Linked DNA regions of Mus musculus: regions 2 and 3 are each linked to region 1. A link is a loop called in an ENCODE intact Hi-C map of the cell type or tissue named here. Cell type or tissue: heart. All regions are shown on one strand. Each heading gives the region's core, and the rest is flanking DNA. Links, peaks and the distances in the headings are about the cores only.

What was found. Peaks named below come from ENCODE experiments on the same cell type or tissue, not always from the same donor. Only the 100,000 strongest peaks of a DNase experiment are listed, where the experiment ranks them.
Region 2: a loop joins it to region 1, with 2.3 times the contacts of the local background. A loop is called at or near these places in 8 of 42 quality-filtered maps.
Region 3: it touches region 1 in a loop (5-fold over the local background); 7 of 42 quality-filtered maps call a loop at or near these places.

The regions. Positions count from the first base shown.
Region 1 is chr2:156,392,127-156,397,452 of GRCm38, forward strand. All of the region lies in intron 2 of Gm14170 (a long non-coding RNA gene), which reads right to left. Norad (non-coding RNA activated by DNA damage) reads right to left here and starts at 853. Exons shown (of 1, transcript NR_024329.1): 1 at 1-853. In heart, for the core only: a CTCF peak has its summit at 2,375 (motif pointing left); no DNase peak of the experiment used is centred there; H3K4me3 peaks cover 598 bases; H3K27ac peaks cover 882 bases.
Region 2 is chr2:156,299,840-156,305,165 of GRCm38, forward strand. It overlaps Phf20 (PHD finger protein 20), which reads left to right. Exons shown (of 18, transcript NM_172674.2): 16 at 2,944-3,340; 17 at 4,792-4,975. Among named protein-coding and RNA genes, the nearest start is that of Cnbd2, 10 kb to the right of the region's middle. In heart, for the core only: no CTCF peak of the experiment used is centred there; no DNase peak of the experiment used is centred there.
Region 3 is chr2:156,309,752-156,315,077 of GRCm38, forward strand. Scand1 (SCAN domain-containing 1) reads right to left here and starts at 2,953. Exons shown (of 2, transcript NM_020255.3): 1 at 2,751-2,953; 2 at 2,095-2,651. The coding sequence starts at 2,597. The coding sequence ends at 2,169. It overlaps Cnbd2 (cyclic nucleotide binding domain containing 2), which reads left to right and starts at 2,722. Exons shown (of 13, transcript NM_027585.2): 1 at 2,722-3,048. The coding sequence starts at 2,782. Phf20 (PHD finger protein 20) reads left to right here. Exons shown (of 18, transcript NM_172674.2): 18 at 1-202. In heart, for the core only: CTCF peaks have their summits at 2,401, 3,056 and 3,688 (motif pointing left); DNase peaks (open chromatin) are centred at 2,350 and 2,800; H3K4me3 peaks cover 2,163 bases; H3K27ac peaks cover 1,950 bases.

The sequences.
Region 1 (5,326 bases), core at 900-3,399:
GGCGGCCTAAACAATTCCATTTCAAAATCACTTGCAGAAGACGTGTCCACGATCTTCTTTTTATGGCGACTGGGTATTCACGTCATCTCCTACCTCTCCTTTACCCTGCGTCGGCAATCTCTACAGTTAGACGTCCAGATTTAGCCAGAAGTCTAAAAAGGGTCGGGGGAAAGGTTGAGAGCAGCTTTTTCATATTATATACACAGGACTTCTACGGCGACAGCGTTTCCGAATGGCCGCCTGCGGTTGTCGCGTCTCGGCTTCTCTCGGGTGGAGGGAAGACCCGCGGCCCAAGAATCGATCGTTCCTCTCGCCGTGATTCGGGGCCCCGCTCACCTTCGTCCAGGCCCATCGAGGCCTCGGTTCATCCAGGTCTGCGTGCTCGGCCACGGGTGGGCCTCCCGTCCCGAGCCGGCGATGGCAGAGTGTTCTTGCTCAGACCCGCCGCCTTAGGCCGCAGAAGCCCCGAAGGCCCAGCCTTGGCCTTCAGGTGGATGCCATTCTTCCCGTCATGCCACGCTCGCCGCCACTTTCGAGGCGTCCTCGAAGGCCTGGCTGGGACTCCTCGGTGGGCCCGGCCCTGGAGAGAGGGCGCCGGTGGAGTCGGGGAGGCCGCCGCCATGCAGGCGCATCGTTGGCAGGGCAAGAGTCGCTGCGGAATGGCCGCGTGGCCTAGCCGGTGGCTGCCTCGAGGGCGAGGGCTCCTGGCGTCCGCAGAGTAGGGACCGAGGCTGCTCCCGGGCCCCTCGGGCTCACCCGGCGCGGGCCGAGGCCGTGAGGGGCCCGGGGCGAAGAAGGCCACACTCCCGAGCTCGCTGCGCTCTCTGCCGGAACTGACTTGGCAATTCTTCTCGCCCAGGCTGGAGCGGCACCGGAAGCCCGCAAAAACACCACCGGAGAGCTAACGTTTCCCCAACTGCAAGGTTCCGGCCGGGAGCGGGGGGGGGGGGGGGGGGGGGGAGCCTGGGGTTGGGGGCGGGGGTCTTTTTTTCTTTAAGTCTCTTTACATCTTTTGTAGAGACTAGAAGGCCAAGGGGAGAATAAAAGGCCAAAAGTGAAAAAGAAAAAAAGAAAAAGCCCACACTAGCAGTCCCAGCAATTTGTGATACATTATAAAAATAATTATAGGCAAACGCCTAAGGGCCTGAAGTACTACACTAGTCTCACTAGAAGTGGTGTTATAAACTAATTACCTAGTAAGATAGTGAACTGCTTGCCTCTTATCTACTCAAATACAACCCCATAGAATTTATTATTCCATGAGGCTAAGAAGGCAAATCGGACCCCTCCCCCCACATCACCCCTCTCACAGTTTCTGTCCACGGTGGTGTGTGTGTGTGTGCGTGTGTCTGTCTGTCTGCCTGCCTGTCTGTTTCTGTCTATCTGTGTCTGTGTAAAAGTTTTAGATGCCCTGGAACTGGAATTATAGACAGCTGAGCTGAGCCATCTCTCCAGTCCCCTGGAACAAAGTCTTGAAGGAGGCAAGGGATAACATAGTCTCACAGAGTGTGTGTAAAGAGCCTCCCTAACAGAAGAGAACAGCAAACAGTTAACAGGCTATGAAATGGACCACATAGGCCTTACCTGCTCCACAAAGAGCTAAGGCCAGGGAAGAGAGGAGGGTTGGATCTGGTCAATGAATACAAGACAGAAATGAGAGCCACTGAAGGGCTTTGAGATGTGCCATGAAAGTCAGCGGAATCAGGGACAAGGTCAGAGATGAGAGCCCTTACAGCAGATGGTGACGTATGGTATACAGTAGTTCTCCTGACCCTGGGTTCCCTTTTTCGTTTCAGCTACCCAGAGGTGAACTGCTTCCCAGAAACACTAAGTGGATAATTTCCCAAATAGTCACTGTGTACGTTTTACATTGCCCATAGTCCATGATGCCCCATACCATCCTTCCAGGATGTAATGTGTGCTGTTGTTTACTGCTTCCACTCACTGGTCAGTTAGTCACTCTCTCAGTTATCCGACTGACTATGATCAAACCACACAGCAAGTTCCAGGTTGGCCAAGGCTGTGTAATAAGCACTCTTCTGCCCCACAAAACATGCCAATGGCAACACTATCCTTGGGCCTGGAGAGATGGCTCAGCAGTTAGTGCTTGCTCTATCAGTGGACTAGAGTTTGGATCCCAGCACCTACATCAGGAAGCACAAGATGCCTGTAACTATAAGGAATCCAAAGCCCCTTTAGCTTCTGTTAAAACGCACACTCACATACGCACACGCACGAAAACACAAACACACATGTGGGCTGGAGAGATGGCTCAGCAGTTAAGAGCACTGTCTGTTCTTCCAAAGGTCTTGAGTTCAATCCCCAGCTACCACAGGGTGGCTCACAACCATCTATAAATGGGATCTGATGCCCTCTTCTGGCATACAGGTGTACATGCAGATAGAGCACTCATACATAAAATAAACAAATTTTTAAAAAAAGACAGAATAAAATGTCATAAAATCATTTTTTATTTAATTATGGTTCCAAAGTACAATGCTATAGTGGTTTTAGCAAATTGGACATCACAAAAAAAGCTATGAAGTGCTTCCTTCAGTGAAAAAGATGAACTTTTCTATTTAGTAAGGAAAGAAAAAAACGTGTATGTTGAGAATGATGAGCTCTATAGTAAGTATAGCCCTCCCTGACAACTGTGCTGAGGGTGGAGCCCACAGCCATGGGCATGCTTAGGATTTGCTCTGCCACTGAGCCACCTCTAGCCTAAGCTTACGACTCTTGATGTAAACACACACAGGATCCCAGTCAGAAAGGCCTTTCTGATGAGAAGCTGCAAGAAGACCACAGACTCTTGTCTACGGTAGATGACCAAGGGCCTGAGACAGGGGAATGACTGGAGGGCTAGAAAACTGAAGCAAAGGTCTCTAGCATTGCAAAAGAAGTGCCTGCCAGACTTAGCACCTGCAGAGCAGGAGTGATCCCATGGGGGAGGGTTTCAGACATGAAGGAGGGCTGGGCGGATAAGTGGGCACAGTGACATATCAAGGAATCAGCCATTGTGGTCCCTTTACTGCACTCTGGCTTCCCCCACAGCCAAGCTAGCTGGTATTCCTGGCACCCAGAGACAGCAGTGATACACATTTCCCGCTTTCTTTCAGTGATGATTTCTTAAACAATTTATTTTTATGCACTTTATATGCATTGGTGTTTTACCTGCATGCACGTCTGTGTGAGGGTGTTGTATCCCCTGGAACAGGAGTTACAGACAGGAGCTGCCATGTAGGTGCTGGAAATTAAACCTGGGTCCTCTTAAAGAACAGCCTTAATTGTTAAGCCATCTCTCCAGCCACTTTGTTGATTCTTTTAGACAGGATCTCATCACTATATTGTCCTGGCTAGCCAGGAACTCACTATGTAAACCAGACCGACTTTGAACTCACAGAGATCTACTCGAGGCTGTCTCCCAAGTGCCGGGCTTGTGCTAACACACACCCAGCAGGGCTTCATATGCAGATGTATTCATTGGGCATGTACTCTGGGCCAGGCACCTTAATAACTGAAGACTTTATTTTTGTTGTCTTACTTGATTTGCAAAGCAATCCTGTGAGGTATGTTGTATTACTCTCCTTACAGATAGGGGGCTATGTAATCTGTCTAGTTCTCAGGAAAAGCCTGTAGTTTAATCCAGGTCACCTGACCCCAGAACTCCCTGGAGCACTACAGAAGATTCTAAGGCCTGAGCAGACACTTGCACACAGAAACTCACAGCTTAGACTCGGAGCAGGCAAGCTAAGAAAAGCCTTTGAAGGACTTTCTATCTTGGGCCAGGCTAGAGATAATGGGATGCAGAATTCTGCTCAATTGGGAGGCAGCTTCTGGGCTAAATCTAAATGGTGCCGTTCAATTCTGAATATCAAGGCTGGGGTGCGTAAGTCCAGAAACTCTAAACAAGAATCTGAGGTCAAAGGTGAGCCAGTTCTATCCACCCTGTCCTTGTGGCTATCTCACATTAAGGATAACATGGGAGAAAAGGTACCAAACAAATGTAGTGAATGTTGCTAACACTTCTCCTTGGAAGCCATCACATGTCAGCCCTGTGACACACAGTAGTGTTTATTAGGGCAAAAGCTCTAAGCTCATTAGCAGGAAAGAGTGCTGAGCGTCAAGCCACCCACACATCTTGCCAGAGAAAGAAACAGTGAAGCCTTCCCTGGGCCTAGACATGCAATACCCACCTCCTTATCAACAGATCTGCACCCAGGCAGATCTGATTGGCAGTTGTGTGGAGGTGTCCGCCAACAACCTGATCATAACCCTCACTAGATCACTGCTTGAGTTTAGGAGTCTAATCTGTTCTAGCCCAGAATTTCTCCAGCTTCCATCATCCCCCAAACCAGCTCAACAGTGTCTTCCATGCCTATGTGCCACAGTGTTTTAGTCCCTTTAGGCTGTTATGAGCAAATATCATCAATTCTGTGTCTTTTATTTATTTTTTAAATTTTATTATTGTTTTTTTAAATTCTGTGTCTTATAATCACTGGAATTTGGCCAGGCATGATGGCATATGACTTAATCCCAGCACTTGGGAGACAGACCTGGTGGATCTCTATAGGGTGTATACCAGCCTGGTCTACATGAAGAGTTCCAGGACAGCCAGGGCTATGTAGAGAGACCCTGCCCCCAAACAAACAAATGACACCCCCCATGCAACAGTAGAAACCTACTCCTTACAGTTCTAGAAGCCCAGGTGTCTGGGATCAGGGAGTCAGTAGATTTGGTATCTTGTGAGGATTTGACTTCTGGTTCACAGATGGAGTCTTCAAGATTCTGTCTCACATGGTAGAAGGGGTCAAGAGTCTCTCTAGAGTCCCTTTTATAAGGACATTAATCCCACTCACAAAAGTTCTAGCCTCAAGACCCAATTGCCTCTAAGACCTTGAGCAGGGAGAGTTAGCTTTCACGTTTAAATTTGTAGGGTTCCCATTACCCACCTATACTTAGAATCCCCTTGTCCCTGTGAAGTCACGGTTGAAATGCTAGTCATATTTTCCATATTTTCCTAACATACACTGAAATAAATATATACTCCTCTCTCTCCTCTTTCTCTCTCTCTCTCTCTCTCTCTCTCTCCTCTCTCCTAACTCTCCTCTCTCTCTCCCCCTCCCTCCCTCTTTCTCTCTTTCTTTTTTTGTTTTTACATGGGATTTCTATGTGTAACCTTGGAACTCACTCTGCCTCCTGAGAGCTGGAATTAAAGGCATGTGCCACTACTGCCTGGCATAAGTATATACCTTTTTAAAAAGACTTTTTTAAAAAACAAAAGCAGCCGGGCGTGGTGGCGCATGCCTTTAATCCCAGCACTCGGGAG
Region 2 (5,326 bases), core at 1,320-3,819, 92 kb before region 1:
TTGAATTCCTGAGCTCAAGCAATGGTCTTGCTTTGGCCTCCGCCATAGTTGGGATTACAGGATTGAACGCCATGTCTGTTTTGTATCTAGCCATTTTTCTGTACATTTCTGTATTGTGAAAATCATTACACAGGCATGCAGCCAGTCTCCAGAACTCTTTTCATCCTACAAGACTGATTTCTCGGTGCATTAAGTAATCTCCAGATGTCCCATCTCCTCAGCCCAGCGACATCATTCTGTTTTCTGTCCTTATGAATTCCACTTCTAGATACTTCGGGAGAAACCATGCAGTACTTACCCATGGTTTATTTCACTTGGTGTAATACCGTCAAGGTTCTTCTATATTGTATTAGGACTTCCTTCCTTTTTTTTTTTTTTTTTTAAATCATTTTTTTTTAAGATTTATTCATTTATTTATTTATTTATTATATGTAAGTACACTGTAGCTGTCTTCAGATGCACCAGAAGAGGGCATCAGATCTCATTACAGATGGTTGTGAGCCACCATGTGGTTGCTGGGATTTGAACTTCGGACCTTCGGAAGAGCAGTCGGGTGCTCTTACCCACTGAGCCATCTCACCAGCCCCCGACTTCCTTCCTTTTTAAAGCAAAATGTCTAGTATTTGCATTTCACATTTTGCTTATTCTTTCATCCTAAACTCTCATGATTAATAGGCAAAGAAGCTTGAATCTGCTGCCAGAGGGACTGGCAGGTGGCTCAGCAGTTAAGAGCTCTTGCTGCTCTTCCAGAGGGTCTGTGTTCCGTTTCCAGTACCAGCATTGGCCAACTTAAAACCAGATGGTTATAACCCCAGCTCTAAGAGATGCAATGGGTGGTCTCTGAGAGCATCAATGCATACACATGTACACACATACTTTTTAAGAAATGATTTATTGATTTTATTTTATGTGCATTGGTGCTTTTGCCTACATCTCTGTCTCGTCTCTGAAGGTGCTGAATCCCGGGAACTAGAATTACAGACAGTTGTGAGCTGCCATGTGGGTTAAACCTATATCCTTTGGAAGAACAGCCAAGTGATACATATATACACAGCCATGCCCAACAGCTGAGCTACCCTCTGCCCCCTTAAAAATAAAAGTTTTAAAAATTCTTCTGGGCGAGCCGTTGTTAACACCTACTTGTCGCTGTCAGAGCTTTGCTCATCCAGAGGTTCTGGGCCTTCTGGAGCTGGATTTGTGTAGCCACTTGTTTCCACCTGGGCTCTGGGGACACTGTCACCCCACTGCACTCACTGTGCTCCCCAGCCACCGTTCACTATCACCCTTTTCTCTCCCTCTGCCGCCACCTTTCTCTTTCTTCCTTGTAGTGATCAAAGGTTGTAAGAGAAGTTCTCCGTACTTGTGAAATGAAAGGTGAGCAGGTGAGAACTGAAAGGTGAAGTGAGTCACTTTTTAGTTTAAAAAGTGTGTGTGTGCATTCAAATTCTGCTCCAGGAAGCAAGCTGGGGAGACAGCCCAGAGTGTGCATGACTCCTGGAGAGGATCCATGTGTGGCTCCTAGCACCTATTTTGTACAGCTCACAACTGCTAGTAACTCCCCAACTCCAGGCCTCTTCTGACCTCCTCAGTTTTACATTTTTGTGTGCCACATACAAATGCTGGGCACAGACATATAATTTAAAAATAAAATAAATCTTAAAAATGATGATACATTTAGATAGATAGATAGACAGACAGGCAGACAGATAGTTAATTTGGGGCTGAGAGAGTAAGTAAATGCTTGCTTAGTGTGCTCAAAGCCCTGGGTTCAGTTCCTAGCACATGTATACATATATACACAGCCATGCCCAACACACACACACACACACACACACACACACACCTCCACATACTTTCCATGCACTTGTTCCCACCTAGAACAGTAAACTGAAATATTTTCTCTTGTTTTCCAATTTTATAATTGTGTAAGATGGAATAGATGAGTGTAATGACTCTGTTGGGTTAGAAGTCCAGGAGCAATGGTTCCAGGGGACTGTGGCGTCCTTCACAGTGTTTTGTGCAGACACTCATGCAGTCCTCCTGCATCAGATGCAGAGAGGAGCCTGTCCTCCTGTGTGATGGCATCTCTACCCTTTACTGACCCTGGCCACTTTTTTCTTTGGAATGCTGAAAATAGAATGTAATTTTTTTATTTAAAGAAATGCTGGGCGTGGTGGTGCACACCTTTAATCCCAGCACTTGGGGTCAGAGGCAGGTGGATCTCTGAGTTCAAGGCCAGCCTGGTCTACAAAGTGAGTTCAGGACAGCCAGGACTACACAGAGAAGCCCTGTCTCGGGAAAAGAAAGAAAGAAAAAAAAATATGATTAATGGCCATCCATACTCACCCCAGCACTACTGCACTTTAGTGGTTGATAATTGGTTGATAATTGGTGATTATCAGTGCTGTCACATGCCAGGGTGATTATCAGTGCTGTCACATGCCAGGGTTACTTTGGCAGTTGATTGAGTTTAGGTTTTTGTTAGTAAACCAAATTTGCTTTTACTGTGTTGTATTTATGAGTGCATGTGCCCCGGCATATGTGTGCAGGTTAGAAGAACATCTTTTGGTAATTGGTTCTCTTCTATCATGTGGTTCTGAGCATCAGACGTGGCGTGATGTATCAGGCGTGGCGTGAGGCACCTTTAAAGTCAGAGCTGGTAGCTGACAGTTTCCACTAGTAACACTAGTTTCCAAAAGAAGCCAGAAGGAGCCTGAGCTCACTGGCTGCTGTTGAGCAACCAAGTTTAGTTGCATCCACTGTGCCTGCAGTGGGAGCCTAGGGAAGTGGCCTCCTAAGAGACTGAAGGTTCACATCCCAGTGTGGTAAGTGGGTAGATATCCCAGGTAGAGGCCACTGTCCCTTACTGGAGAATGTTTATGAGAGGAACTCTGCAGTGGTACCTGCTACTCTCAACGCTGTTTCTTGTTGCCATCCCCACAGAAGCAGAGAGCATCCTGATCTGCAGCTATGGTGCCAGCCCTGGAAACAGCACTCGGGGGAGGGAAGAGCACATCCCAGACACATCCACATCACAGACGCCAGGAGCGAGGAGTCCCCAAGCTATAGAACTTTGAATGGGGCGGTGGAGAAGCCATCGCCCCTGCCCCGATCTGTGGAGGAGTCTTACATCACCAGTGAGCATTGCTACCAGAAACCTCGCGCCTATTATCCCGCTGTGGAGCAGAGGCTGGTCGTGGAGACGAGAGGCTCTGCCCTTGATGCTGCAGTCAGCCCCCTCTGTGAGAACGGCGACGACTCCCTCTCCCCTCGCCTAGGCTGGCCCATCGACCAAGACAGGAGCAGAGGCGACATAGATCCCAAACCCAGCTCCCCAAAGGTAGGTGTTTGCCTGTACTTACTCCTTCCTTGATGGCTGTGCTGCTGAGTCCTGGGCCAACCTCCTGTGGAAGACATTTCTTCATAGACATATTAAACTTGCTCATCAGAGAGAGGGCTTTTGGTTTTTGTTTGTTTTTGTTTTAAGGTTAAGATGTGTACAAAGTTAAGGGACCTCCTTTAGTCCCAGGAAATTTCACAAAATGGCACAATTGCAGGGTCAGGAACAGAGAGAGGAGAAGCTTAGAAGTTGATTCAAACTTGGAAAAACTATAAGGAAATTTTTTTCTTTAATATCATTTACATCGTAATTGTACCTAGGTGCTAAATTATTAGCATGAACTTAAGTCAAGTATGTTGTTAGATAACAATGTTTTTAAGAAAATTTTATTTTTTTTCCCAGACCCGTCATTAAAGTCTTTGCTACTCTGAGCATTTTCCCCAGGATCTAGCCTTATGTTTGGTTTGTTATTTAGTTTCTGTCATTATTAAGTAACTCTGTTCTGAATGCTAGGTAGCATGCCAGAGTCTCCATTTTTACTTCTTCATGAGTGCCACTGTGCCTCTCTTCTGTGCAAGAGGCCTTGTGTGGTTTCAGGTCTCTGCCCCTGTCATCCCTACTTTCTTCCACTTTAGCCTATGGATTGATTGGCCTCAGCAGCTTAAGTGCACTGCTGTGTCTTGCCAAGAGGCGGCATCCCAGCTCTGCTCCCAGGGTGTGGTCTGCACCTGCAGCTTCTGTCCTTGCCAGTGTCTATGGAAGTCTACTTAGGGTGTGAGGATAGCCTTTTTGTAGCAGATTAGTTTCAAGTCTAGGTTCAGTCACTTTGGTTTTGGCTTTCCTCATCAGATCCAAGGAAGCTTTCAGGACATTGCTTTGTACACAGGAAGCCCTAAATGTTACCATGAATTGTTATCATCCTAAATAAATGAATAAAAGTTTGAGATCTGAAACTATAGTAAAAGGCTAGCAGTCCTGTGGAAACACAATGTAAAATCTCCAAGTTCTTTTTCTTATCAAGGGAACCCCCTGGTAAGCTGACTGTATACCAGCACCATAGTTTCATCCTAATGTTACCTGGGAAAACTGTATCCTTGTTGCCGATAGGGGAACTACCTCACCAAGGCCACATATTCACTAGAGACAGCCAGGCCTCACTAACTGACTCTAATAACCTAACCATCACTAGCACTGCTCTGGGCAGCCCTTGGGCTTCTGAGAGGCCTGCTTCAGGCCGGGCGCTGGGCCAGCCAGAGGAAGCATCTGAGCCCATGGGTGCTGTGGTGCCTGAGCCCCATGGGTGCTGTGCTGGCCTGAGGCTGTACTGTGAGTGGCAGCTGGAGGTTGGGCGCACAACTGCTTTTTCAGAGGGTTATAATGCTGACTAGTTGGAGAAAAGCTGGCTGGCTGCCCAATGATGTACACATCACTGCATGCCCCCCCCCCCCCAGGTGAGAGAGTACATTTCCAAGAATGTCTTGCCAGAAGAGACGCCTGCAAGGAAGCTGCTGGACAGAGGTGGAGAAGGGCTGGTGAGCTCTCAGCACCAGTGGCAGTTCAACCTGCTCACACATGTGGAGTCCCTGCAGGATGAGGTGACGCACCGGATGGACTCCATTGAGAAGGAGCTGGACGGTAGGTTTCCTTTCTTGAAATCAGTCTTGAGCTTCCCTCTGAAGCCTTCTGAAGTTCACAGCCTTGCTGTCCAAGGACAGCTGTTTTTTTGCCTCTTCAGCCCCATCTGGACTAGTTCTCCCCTCAGTGAGGACAAATGTAACTTTGAAAATGTTTAGTTTCTTACAAAGTCTGGGGCTCTCAGGGGTCTTGCTTCACATGTCCAGTCCGTCTGCAGTGGGAACTCTGCAGGGCTAAGCTAAGTAGAGCTTAGTGGCCAAGAGCAAGCTTAGCCTCAGCACCCCACGGACGAAGCATAGCGCCTTTACAACCTGAGCACATTTTTCTTAAGTTCTGAGGGAACTACACTGT
Region 3 (5,326 bases), core at 1,507-4,006, 82 kb before region 1:
AACAGTTCTGGTTTGATCAGTCATTCTTTAGTATGTATGCAAGGTGGATCCTGGCTGAGCCAACATTGCACTGTGGATACGTATCTGTGTTTACACGCTATTAGACAGAAGGCACTGTACATATGAGTGTTGCTTTCAAGCAATATTTGCAAAACATGCAAACTTCTGTATCTGGAAAAATAAAAACAGGTTCTTGTTGCTATGTGTCAGTCACATTACTGAAGTATAAAAGGTTGTGGGCTTTGTTGGTTTAGTTTAGTCTCACTATATAGCCCTGACTGGCCTAGAACTCCCAGAAATCCCGTCTCTGTTCCAAGTGCTGGTTTTAAAGTCCTGTACCACCACACCTGGTTGTTCTTTAAACAAAGTCTTGCAATGTAGTCCAGGCTGGCCTTGAGCTTATGCAACCCAAAGTTGGGCTTCAAACTTAAAATGATCCTGTCTTGGTCTCCGAGTATACCACCATAACCCAGCAAGGATTAAATGTTTTATGCATTATGGTGAGCTTGAGGCCAGCCTGGTCTACAGAGCGAGTTCGGAGACAGCCAGGGCTACATAGAGAAACCCTGTCTTAAAAAATAAAGTGCCGGGGGCTGGAGAGATGGCTCAGCGGTTAAGAGCACTGACTGCTCTTCTGAAGGTCCTGAGTTCAAGTGTGGCTCACACATTGCAGTGGAAGCTGCAGGTTTACTGCATTTTTGGTTGCTGGACACAGTGCAAGGCAGGACAGGCTGTTTCCCTAGACTGAGACTTACCTACTGCGTTCAACAAACCCAGGCTTCCTATAGACCTGAACTACCCCTCAACTAACACCCATGCCTGGGCAGAATCCTCAAAACTGGTTGTCTTCATTTCATTGCAAAATTCAAACAGGAGCCTCACAGTAAGTTCGTATTACTCATGCATTCCAGGCTCATCCCGGGGGAAACCATTGAGCAGGTGGAACATTGGAGATTGAGGAGTTTACTCATTGGTTTAAAAAATGGGGCAGAGAGGGAAGTCTTGCTCACAAGTGTGCCTCACTCCAGGGAGTTCTCTCACAGAGGAAGTTCATGAGAGGCTGATAAAGGAGAGGAATGGGCATCGGTGTCAAGGAGTCCGAAGTCCGAGGCGTCTTTTCATGATACACATTTCCGTCATGGCCATTGGTTTGTTTTTAAGGTCATGAACGCTAAATAGTTTTATGCAAAACATTTCTCAAATGACCAACACGTGTATATAGAAAGACAGGAGGCCCTGACCCATATAGGTTAAGGCAAGGAAACATGCCGAGCCTTCTCAGTCCCTGTCACAGGACACTGGATACTCTGTGTGTGTGTCTAACAAATGTGAAAGTAGAGGTCATATGAGATGGAGAAGTTAAGTGGAAATTATGTAAAGTACACATCAACTTCTCAAAAGAAAAACTGAGAAAAGCTGTTTTCAAAAAAAAAACTTACCAGGTAACCGTTGGAAGAAGAGGCTATTTCCAACAAGATTACTGGGAAAACACTGTTGTCCAGTTGTACTGATTCCAGTTACTGATCTTTAAGCATAAAGTGAAACGAGAGTTCGCTTTCCTTGGCAATATCAGTTCTGTTGCTTGAGTTTGTTTTTGAGAGGGTCTACATAGCCCTGGCTGGAACACACTATGTAAAAACCAGGCTGGCCTCAGAGACCCTCCTGCCTCTGCTTCCTGAGTGCTGAGGTTTAAAGTATGAGTCACAACAACCAACTAAATAAAGCATTTAATAGGGCCAGTTATTTTACTGCTCAGCTTCGAAACCGCTGTGTACTGCCATCTGCTGAAGCTCGGATACTAGATAGTGTGAGGCAGAGGGGAGAATAGAAGGCTAGAAAACTGAAACCTCATTAACATGGCCTTTTGCAAAACAAAACTCATGCAGGTTTAGAAAAACTGAATGTGGTCTAGATCTAGGTAGATTTCCTGCCTAAGGGCACAGCTTCGCGCAAATGCAGTGGTCCAGGAATAGCTAATCAAAAGCCTTAATCTTACAGGTTCCCAGAATCCTCTAGCTATCAGCTGGAAAGGTGGGCAACAAGTTCGTAAAATAAACCCAATAAATAAAGAACGAACGCAAGACACAGCAGACATGGGAGCTGTCAAAATTCAACTTTTATTAACTCAGGGGTAGGGTGTCAGTCCAGGGAGCCCCAGGCTCCGCCGCTCAGCCGGTGATGCGCACGTCCGCGCGGCGCCGCAGCCGCCGAGCCCGGGCCGCCTCCGGTAGAATGGCCTGCAGCTGCTCCTGCACCAGCATCTCCACGATCTGCTCCTTGGTGCGGATGTCCGGCCGCAGCCACTGGCGGGACAGCTCCCGCAGCTGCCGGAAGGCTTCCCGGGGCCCGGCCGCGTCCTGGTAGCGAAACTGCCGGAAGCGCTGGCGAAAGGTCTCGGGGCCGGGCCGAGAGGCTCCGGGCCGCAGGGCGGCGTCAGCGTAGGGCGCCGTGTTCAAAGCTGCGGGCGCGCCGGGGAGCTCCGGGGCCGGGGAGCTCCCGGAATCGGGCGACGGGGCCGCACAGTCGCCGGCTCCTTCCTGCTGCTCGGGAGGCGCCGCGGGGCTTTGGGGGTCCTGGCTGGGCTGCGGCGCCGCCATGACTACGGCTGTTGGCGTCCCCCTTTGTTTCGCAGTCCGGCGCCTCGCCTGCGTCTGCACCGGAAGGAGGTAACAGAGGGCCGCTGAAGGGCAGGGCCCGGGCACCCCAGCGGGACGCGGACTCAGGACAGGCTGCGGGCAAGCCCAGCTTACCTCGACCCGCGAAGCTCCTCGGTGGCCGGAAATGAACCGATCCGCGAATCCGGAAGCCGCCTCCTCTACCAGTCACGTGAAGTTTGATCTGGGGAAGTCCGTAGACATCAGCTCTACTGACACTAAGGATGGCGGCACTGCAAGGTCCCCATTGGAGCCGGCGGACAAGTCGGACACGACAGAGTCGAAATCTGAGTCGGGATCGGATTCCAGATCAGAGGAAGACAAGGAGAGTCCGGCCTCGATTAAGGAGATAAAGGCGGAGACACCCCAACCGAAGGACCGCCCTGGCGTGCAGGTGACCTGCGCCTCCTAGGGTAGATGCTGGTCCCTACTTGACCAGGCAGGATCTGGGGGTAGCGCTGACAGTCCTGGGTAAAGGAGGGTGATGGTTGGCTAGGGGATTGTCGGAGCTTGGGCGGATGCCCTGGGTGGGACAGCGGGACAGGGGCTCCAATTACTTTTAAAAAGATCTCTCAAGCCCGTAATCCTAGAGCTAAAGGACACCTCCTGAGCTATAAATTGAGCTGAGAATCTCATTAAACACACACACACACACACACACACACACACACACACACACACACACACACACATATACTGTCGCCTGCATAGGTGCAATTGATTTCACTTTATTTTGAGAAGGACAAAGTATTTGGGCAAGAGTCTTCAGACTTTCCTGCCCCCAAACAAGTGCTCAGGGCTTCTTTGTCATTGTTTTTGCTTGTCCTCGAAAACCAAGAGAAAGAGATTCAGTGGGTACTACTTTAACTTTAAGATTAATAAGTGGGGGGCTGGAGAGATGGCTCAGTAGTTAAGAGCACTGACTCCTCTTCCAGAGGTCCTGAGTTCAATTCCCAGCAACCACATGGTGGCTTACATCTACAATGGGCTCTGATGCCCTCTTCTGGTGTGTCTGAAAAGAACAGCGGTGAATACATAAAATAAGTAAATACATCTTTGAAAAAAGTTTAATAAGTAAACTGTAATTAACGATGTCCCAGATGGTGGCCATTAGCTTCTTGTATTTACTGAATCTTTGAAAGGTAAATACCCCGAAATTGAGATGTATTAAAATGTAGAATTACGCATGTGTCTGTAGGAAAAGAAAAATATTTTGTATTTATTACATATTTGAGTATGTTATGTAATTTTGTATATATGGGGGTCAAATAAACTATATTATTAAATTTTACCTGTGTCTTTTTACTTTTAAAATACAACTACTTTGAAATTTTTAAATTACACATACAGTTTATAGTATATCTTTGTTGACTAGCTGCTGTCTAGAGTGTCGGAATCAGGTGTCAGGAAACATCTTTTCTTTGCTTTAACACCCCCAGCAATAAATAGTGCCTGCCTCACAGTTGTCAGGTGGAGTAAATCAAGCTCTGGAAAAGACAGAGCTTTCAGAGCTAGGGAGATGGAGCGGTTGGTAAGGATGCTTGGGATGATGGGATGAGATGAGCGTGGTACCCAAGCATTGTGAGTCCACAGCTCTGGGCAGCCCACGAAGTTCTAGGCTTCTATCCTCCTCCGGACAACTAAGTCTTCCAGAATGACCGGGTTCATTCAGCTTCTCTTGGCTTCTGACTGAATTGCTCTGCTTGGCCTCATACTAACTTTGGCACTCTCCTCCTCCCCCTCCTCCTCCTCCTCCTCCCCCTCCCCCTCCTCTTCCTCCTCCTCCTCTTCCTCCTCCCCCTCCTCCCCCTCTCCCCTCCTCCTCCTCCTCCTCCTCCTCCTCCTTCTTCTTCTTTTCTTGAGACAGGGTTTCTCTGTATAGCCCTGGTTGTCCTGGAACACACTCTGTAGACCAGGCTGGCCTTGAACTCAGAAATCCACCTGCCTCTGCCTCCCAAGTGCTGGGATTAAAGGCGTGAGCCACCACACCCGGCTCTTGGCACTCTGTTCTAATCTTCTGGCTCATTCTGTCTTCACCTATGTCTGTCAAACTGTCCTGTTAAACTGCCAAAAACCCAACACACCACCACACCTTTTTTTCCCTCTCTGCTCTTAAGTAGTCTCTTTTCCAGTGCTGCTCTCCTGTGAGTTGGGCATGTCCAATCTCTGACTCATCCTGTCAAATCTTTCTCTGATTCAACACTTTGTCTGCCCCTTAATTTTAGATGTCACTTTCAGACCAACCTGCTTCCTTCTATAAACTAACCTTCCTTACCATCATTGTTAAGAGATTAAGGTATGTACTAAGGGATTAAAGGAATGTCATTCCAGCCGGATCACATAGACCTAGAAGGCCTTTGGATGTGATCCCTCGCTGGAGCAGCCATGTTGCTGGATTAAAATTCTACAGGTGCTTGCTGTGTAAGCATGAGGGCTTGAATCTCCCTGTGCCCATGAAAAAGCCAGGCATGGCTGAGCTGGCCTACACCTTAACGTTGGGCCCAGGTAGAGATCAAAAGAACTGCGTGGTTAGCCTATCCAATACGTACTTCTAAATTCAACTTGAGACCCTATCTCAAGGCAATGAGGAGAGTAATAGAGTAGAGCGCCCTCTTCTGGCATCTTCATACCTGTACACTCGCATGGATCACACACACACACACACACACACA